2 separate regions of the Homo sapiens genome follow, and region 2 is linked to region 1. Evidence: read pairs that join two places in POLR2A ChIA-PET (ENCODE). Cell type or tissue: OCI-LY7. All regions are shown on one strand.

Region 1 (4,000 bases):
ACCCATGACAGGCATGGGGCTGTCTTTGAGGAGTGGGTTTGCAGCAATCACAGGCAGGTCTACAGTATCTGAAAGAGGAGGTCTTAACTCTAAGAGAGCCTGGCTAAGAAGGAAGGGATAATTGGAAGTGAGGTACCTGGTCAGTCCCATAGAGGGCAGAATGACTACCATGAACACCAGAAAGATGTAGCACTTGTGCACCATGACCAGATTCTGACTTGATCTAGAAGGAAACAGAGAGATATTCATCAATGGACGTGGCCTAATAAGAACCAAAGGCCTAACTATGTAATAGAGAGGAAGAGAGACACTGATATGGTTTGGCTCTGTGTCCCCACCCAAATCTCATCTTGTAGCTCTCATAATTCCCACATGTTGTGGGAGGGACCCAGTGGGAGATGATTGAATTATGGGGGGTGGGTCTTTCCCATGCCGTTCTCATGATAGCGAATAAGTCTCGTGAGATCTGATGGTATTACAAGGGGGAGTTTCCCTGCACAAGCTCTCTTTGCCTGCTGCCATCCACGTAACATGTGACTTGCTCCTCCTTGCCTGCCACCATGATTGTGAGGCTTCCCCAGCCACATGGAACTGCAAGTCCAATAAACCCTTTTTCCTATGTTAATTACCCAGTCTTGAGTATGTCTTTATCAGCAGAGTGCAAATGGACTAATAGCGAGTCCAATGAAACCTCTTTCTTTTATAAATTGTCCAGTCTCGGGTATGTCTTTATCAGCAGTGTGAAAACTGGCTAATACAGACATACGCAGAGTAGAGGTCTGGGCTGGGAAATTGGTTTAATTGTGCATACCGATGCCATCTCCATACACCACTGTGAGCTGTGCTGCATCTGGGAGCATCAGGAAAGAACAGCATGATCCACTAGTGATGTCTGTGCTGGGCATGGGAAGGGATGGGAAGGCACAGATGTGCCATATAGTTGATGTCTCTGTGTTAAAGAGACATTACCAAGAATACTAAAAATCCCTGCAGTTTCAGTCATCAATATAAGTCTTGTTCTTGGCCAGAGGAAAAGGCCAGGAAGGATTTCCGTTAGGACAAACCTTTTGGCTGCTGCCTGGTGGAATAGTAGGAACTTTTGGTGCGGAAAATAACTTTTGAGATGCATGCAGCTTTCAAGCCAAAGTACTGCCACCTGCCCAGGGTATGGCAAATACTTTCTACCCAGTGAGCAGCCACCATAGAACCATCAAGGCTAACAAATGGGAACGCTCCTGATTGGGTAAAAGGTTGGCATGGTGTGGGCCATATGTGATGACAGTCATAGTGAGTTTGTGGGCCCCTCTGTGTGGCCAAAGCATTCTATTGACATTCCCACACAAGTCTTTCCTCCTGTGCCTTCTGCATGGAATGCCTGGGACTGCCTAGCTCATGCCTACAGCTCCATGCCTTCAGGATATGGCTGGGGGCTGAGGGAGAAGCTCAAGGAGGGCTTGGCTTTGGCCCCACACTCTTAGACAGTGGCTCTATCTCAGCAACCCAGGGGCCCAGAGTCAACCCAGACCCTCCTTCCAAAGACAGAACACCTGTTGGTCTTTGGGGATGGTTTCAGGTATCAAAACCATCCCTTATCAATTCTCCTTCTTAGGCTAGAGGGGAGGCCCAAGTGCCAGGCTGGCGGGGAAGCCAGGGCAGGGGAAGAGGCTGGAGAAACCACAGGGCTACGAGAGGAGGCCCCCAGGTCACCTGGTCCAGTGGGCCTCGAGGAAGGCGGAGAAGTAGACAATCAGAGGCAGTATCACTGTGAAGCCCCAGAGCATCACAGAGGGGAAGAACTGGGTCACAATTGGGTTCTGCAGGGGGAGAGGGGAGGACGGCAGGAGAGACGTCAATGCAAGCATCCTCTTCCCCTTGCTTCTTCTCCTCCCACTCACTCCCAGGGCTGGCTTGCTCTCCTGGAGGCTGCAAGGGGCCTGGCCCTTCTCACTGGCTTTCCTGGCCAGGCAGAGGCTGACACCCAAGGTCAAGTGGAGTCCCCAAGCAGCTAGGCCTTCTATGCTGAGGTCACTGGAGCGGCAGCCTGAGCTTTCTTGAGTGACTTCCTCCTAAGGCCAGAGCTAGCCAGGAGTGCAACCCCAGCAAATTGCCTTTGCTGTGATGACATGTGAGCGGGGGAGGAGGGGAGGATGGAGGAGTCCCCAGGGAGAGCTGTGGCCCTCCCAGGATGCGTGGGGTCTGGGGCCTATTACAAAGTTGACAAAGGGGAACAAAAATCAGCAGCAGAAGTGGTGTGGCTTGACTTGTGTGTGTGTGTACGTGTGTGCATGCACACATGTTGACTGTATGTGTGTGCGTGCATGCACACGTCTGTTGACTGTGCATGTGTGCGTGTGTGTGCATGCGTGTGTGTTGACTTTGTGTGAGTGTGTGCATGTGCGCATGCACATGTGTGTTGTTGGAAATGAGGATGGCGAGAATATGGAAGAAGAGACCTTCTAGGCTCCTAGTAACAGTCTTGAGGCTAAAGAATTTGGAAATGGGCTAGGATCCCTCTGACCTGCACCATCAGCAGGAGGCATCCCCTAACTTCAGAGATGGTTCCTCCAGGGCTGAGGGCTCCCAGCCTGGAGTGCAGGTGTCTGGAGATGAGGGAGGTGGAGGCAGATCTTGAGCTCCCACTTCTCTGAGAGGGCTGCGTTGGGGCTTACCTCACTCTTCCTCACCTTTAACCCTACTACACAAACCAGGAGCCTGCTGCCTCGGACAACTTGCAGAGAGCAGAGCCACTCACACTTGCCACACCCTCTGGACCCCAAGCTGGCCTGGGATGACCCCGTTCATGAAGACCTCTGAGCCCATGTTGACAGGACGACACCCCCTCCAACTCACCCCAGGACCTGCCTGTGGACTCCCCACTCTCCCTTCCCACTCTAGCCCTGGTCCCTAAGACTGGCAGTCACCCACCTTCATCCCTTTAGAACAAAGCAAGCCCTACCCCGCCATTTGCACCATGGCCACCTCCACAATGTTCGCACTGTATGGGCTCCACAGCCCCCTCCCAGGGGGCTCCCCCCATCCCATCCTCGCCTGAATTATTCCTTGATCTCCCTGGGGTCCCCAGGCCTGGCCTGAGCAGAGGAGGCACCTGCAGCTTCTCGATGGGGCGGGTGACGTTGTACATGTCGATAGTGTTCATGATGATGGCAGGCGTGGTGAGAAAGAAGAAGAGGAAGAAGAGGAAGGTGTTGATTGCGATAAAGCGGGCCCACCAAAAGAAGCGGCGGACAGACAGGTGTTTCCTGGGGAAGGATGGAAGAAGGAGGCACATTTAGAGACATCAGTTCTTAGAGCCCACGTGCTGTTTGCTGCAGGCCAGCTGTGGACCCAGCCTGCCCTGGTCTAATCCAGCCTCCTGGGCCCAGACTTGCATGCAACAGGACCCTGGACCGTCCCCTGTCACACCATTTATAAAGGATCCAGAGCATAGAGCCAAAAAAAAATGGACCTGAGTTCCCTCTGCAGGAAAAGCCTTTTTGCTAAGGGTTGGATGCCACCCACACTTGTGGGAATGAGTCTGGGCATACACACAGGTTGTGGTGCTTAGGAGAGCATGGAACTTAGTCCCCTTGGAGTCTCTGTTGGGCAATGACATGGGGAGAGAAGGCCCTGTCCTGCTGCCTTCTTCAGTCTCAGAGGAGCTCAGAGGAGAGGGGAGGGATGGAGGAGGCTTACCAAATAATGTCTTTGGGGTGTGGGGCCATAGTGACCCTCCAGTAATATGATTTGACGATGGTGGTCACTGAGGACTGCTGGGGTTGCACACCACACTGGACATACTTGTAATCCTTACGGACACTGCAGAGAGGGGAGAAGAGGAAGAAATGTGGGTCTGGGGGTGGGGGGATGGGCTTAGGAGGGTCTCATGCCAGGAGCTCAGGGCCACTATGGTGGTCCTACAGATGGGGGCTCATCCCCTTCCTGGGGATTCTTGAAGCCTTGGATATGTCTTCAGGACCTTAGAGGTGGACAGTTCCTAAGG
Region 2 (4,000 bases), 140 kb before region 1:
TGTGATGTTAGATTAGAGATATCAGAGAGATCAATCTTTTTTTGAGATGGAGTTTCACTCTGTCATCCAGGCTAGAGTGCAGTGGTATGATCTCAGCTCACTGCAACCTCTGCCTTCCAGGTTCAAGGGATTCTCCTGCCTCTGCCTCCCTAGTAGCTGGGATTACAGGTGCGCACAACCAGGCCCGGCTAATTTTTTGTATTTTTAGTAGAGACAGGGTTTCACCATGTTGGTCAGGTGGTCTTGAACTCCTGACCTCAGGTGATCCACCCGCCTGAGCCTCCCAAAGTGCTGGCATTACAGGCATGAGCCACCACGCCCGGCCCCCATGCTTATTTTAATACATATGTATATACACAGATAGATACGAAATAAGATAGATATTTGTGTACACATGGGTTAGTATATATACATTTATTTCCTAGATCTTTCTGTTAAGAGTGCATAGAAGCAGTGACACTCAGTAGCAACAAGCACAACTAGTGTCCACGTCTTGGTTTCTAAATACCATCCTCTGATAAAATCAACCAGGGCTCCTTAGAAACATGGCTGATTCTGGGGCTGCAGCAGGAAAAATATAAGATGAGTCCGAAGCAACTTATATTGCCAGAAGGTAAGGAGATGCTTTAAAAAAAAGGGAGGACATGTCAAAAGGCCACAAGAGCCAATTTAAAAGAGCCCCCAATGGTGAAAGATGGCACAATTTGAGCAACAAAATAAATAGCAATAGAACTGGGTTATAACCCCAAAAATAAATATCCATAAGTCCACACTAATATCAATGACTGAATGGATTAAAAAATGGGAGAAAGGGGACAATTAAATGTAGAAGAATTCCTTACAGAAGAATTCCAATTAAACATAGAAGGGCTGAGAAGATAACAGAAAATGGCCATAAATTAACTGCAAGGCTTGTATAGGAGGTGCACAGTGGCAATGCTGTTCAGATTCTTAGCAGCATGTCCAGAATTCCACACTCTCAAGCAATCTGCTCGCTCTTCCTTCCTTCTATTCTCCCAAAAGTCCATAAATGATGATATGGGAGACTCAGCATGAAAAAGATAACTATACTATTTAACTGTTGTTATGGGATAAATTGTGGGTGAACTAGGTGCTGTAAGTACAATGGAGACATTTTAAAAGCTGTGTATATCAGTAAGGAAGACAGCTACAGCATGTATGACCTCCTAGAAGTTACCCTGTGTCTTAGAGCATAATCAGGTTTTTTTTTTTTTTTTTTTTTTTTTTGAGACTGAGTCTTGCTCTGTCACCCAGGCTGGAGTGCAGTTCATGGAGAGCACAATCTTGGCTCACTATAACCTCCGCCTCCCAGGTTCAAGCTATTCGCCTGCTTCAGCCTCCCAAGTAGCTAGGACTACAGGCATGCAACATGCCTAGCTAATTTTTTTATTTTGTATTTTTAGTAGAGAAGAAGTTTCACCATGTTGGCCAGGCGAACTGCCAACCTCAGGTGATCCACCTGCCTTGGCCTCCCAAAGTGCTGGGATTACAGGCGTGAGCCACCAGACCTGGCCATAATCAGCTTTTTCATGTGGGTCTAAGTGTCAAGCAAAGCTTATCTAACGTAACCTTTGGATGTCTTGGTCTTTATGTTACTCTAGTGACCTCAAGGGAAGGCCACATTTGTCTGAGGTGACTGTGATAATGAGTATCTCAAAGTTTGCTTATTCAAATTTCTTAGATAAAAGGACAGACCACTGGATTCGTCATTTACTCTTGAGGATTTCAGAAGATTTTTAAAACCTCTTGTGTCTCGCAAGATAAGAAAAACTATAATTAGAATTTTTATTACTGCATGTTGATATTGTACTTTTGGAATTAGAATACCAAGGGAGCTGAATGAATTGTCTGACTCTTAAAAATGCCTTCTCATGATAAAAAGCTGAAATTCTTGGTACTTAAATGTTCCAGGAATTTGACAGGTTACTATTTTGCTAATTCTGTTCCTTATTATTATTATTTTTTTAAGCGAAAGCAAGTTTATTAAGAAAGTCAAGGACTATGGCTGCTCCGTAGGCAGAGCAGCCTGTTCCTTATTTTTATCTAGAAAATTCATTATACCTTAAGTAGAAATTAGAGTTCATAAAAACAGCTGTATTATCTTTGAACATAAAAAGAACAAGATATTTATCTGGCAGTACTTGGTAGTTAAGTGAGGGCATGGTTGGAAATACAAGTATATAATAAATGATCCAGGCTGGGCATGGTTCATGCCTATAATCCCAGCACTTTGGGAGGCTGAGGCGGGTGGATCTGAGGTCAGGAGGTCGAGACCAGCATGGCCAACATGGTGAAACCCCGGCTCCACTAAAAATACAAAAATTAGCCAGACATGGTGGCACGTGCCTGTAATCCCAGCTACTTGGGAGGCTGAGGCAGGAGGATTATTTGAACCTGGGAGGCGGAGGTTGCCGTGAGCTGAAATCGAGCCACTGCACTCCAGCCTGGGTGACAGAGCAAGACTCTGTCTCAAAAAAATAAATAAAATAAATAAAGGATCATTTCCACATCATAATGTTTATAGTACATGGAAGTTTATGGTAACAAAAATGTTCACTTAGGCAATACAGTTAAATAGAACATGGATTGGGAAGTCACACAAGATGGACTTAAATCCTGGCTCTTAAACTTGTTATCTGAATATAAGTCGGGCGTGGTGGCTCATGCCTATAATCCCAGCACTTCTGGGAGGCCAAGGCCGGCAGATCACTTAAGGTCAGGAGTTTGAGACCAGCCTGGCCAATATCATGAAACCCTGTCTCTATTAAAAATACAAAAATTAGGCTAGGTGCGGTGGCTCACGCCTGTAGTCCCAGCATTTTGAGAGGCCGAGGCAGGCAGAGCACGAGGTCAAGAAATCAAGACCATCCTGGCTAACACGGTGAAACCCCATCTCTACTAAAAATACAAAAATTAGCTGGGCGTGGTGCCACGCGCCTGTAGTCCCAGCTACTCGGGAGGCTGAGGCAGGAAAATCGCTTGAACCCGGGAGGTGGAGGTTGCAATGAGCTGAGATCGCACCACTGCACTCCAGCCTGGGCAACGGAGTGAGACTCGGTCTCAAAAAAAAAAAACCCCAAAAAAACAACAAGAAGAAAAAATTAGCTGGGCATGGTTGCGCACACCTGTAGTCCCAGCTACTTGGGGGGCTGAGGCAGGAGAATCGCTTAAACCAGGAGATGGAGGTTGAAGTGAGCCAAGGTTACACCACTGCACTCCAGCCTGGGTGACAGAGCGAGACCCTGTCTCAAAAAAAACAAAAACAAAGACAAAAAACAGAAAAAACGTATTATCTGAATAGCTTGTTAAGTTGTTTCACCTTTCTGGGCCCCAGTTTTCTATAAAATGGGAATTAGTGAAATAATACATATAAGAGGCCCCAAACACAGTAAGCTCTCAGCAAAGCATAGCTATTAGCAGAATTTAAGAAAGTAAACGCTCAGTTAGGACTGTATGTTTAATAATTTAAAAAGTTTCGTTATATCTTCTTGCTAGTAAAAGGACTCAGGTATTAACAAGCATAGTTTTCTTATTTCTAAACCATATGACTTATGGAATTTTAGGGTTATAAGGCCTGTTGAAGAGTCATCTAGGGAAGAGATTCCAGGGCCTACCCAGCCCTAATGAATCAAAATCTCTGGAGGATGAAGCCTAGGAATGTATCTTTTTCAAAAAATCTCATTTGATTCTGAAGACGACCCAAGTTTGGAAACCACTGAGGTGGTACATTTCTGGGCATGGGTGTGCTGAGCAAAACCATGGTTATGCCAAGAACTGTCCATTCTTGGAGGGTTATTGGGGTGGGGTACTAAAGGAGAGGTTACACGTGAGATTGTTTGTGATGCTTTGTAAATTGCAAAGCACTACAAATGGAGGGTACTGTTATGCAAAGGAGAATAATCATGAACTGTTGGTGCTGGAGATTTTAGAAAATTGATGCTCAGAGTGGTTAATGTAGCTTGTTTCAAAGTTAGGCAGC

What was found. ChIA-PET counts read pairs that join two places held together with the same protein. Peaks named below come from ENCODE experiments on the same cell type or tissue, not always from the same donor. Only the 100,000 strongest peaks of a DNase experiment are listed, where the experiment ranks them.
Region 2: POLR2A ChIA-PET joins it to region 1 with 9 read pairs; 2 of 35 experiments call an interaction of 5 or more read pairs at or near these places.

The regions. Positions count from the first base shown.
Region 1 is chr14:77,242,163-77,246,162 of GRCh38, reverse strand. It overlaps TMEM63C (transmembrane protein 63C), which reads right to left. Exons shown (of 24, transcript NM_020431.4): 14 at 3,694-3,816; 15 at 3,107-3,260; 16 at 1,708-1,814; 17 at 137-223. Among named protein-coding and RNA genes, the nearest start is that of MIR1260A, 22 kb to the left of the region's middle. In OCI-LY7, a CTCF peak has its summit at 118; DNase peaks (open chromatin) are centred at 2,112 and 3,272; H3K27ac peaks cover 1,715 bases.
Region 2 is chr14:77,381,226-77,385,225 of GRCh38, reverse strand. The region is part of intron 2 of SAMD15 (sterile alpha motif domain containing 15); the gene reads right to left. Among named protein-coding and RNA genes, the nearest start is that of SAMD15, 5.8 kb to the right of the region's middle. In OCI-LY7, no CTCF peak of the experiment used is centred here; no DNase peak of the experiment used is centred here.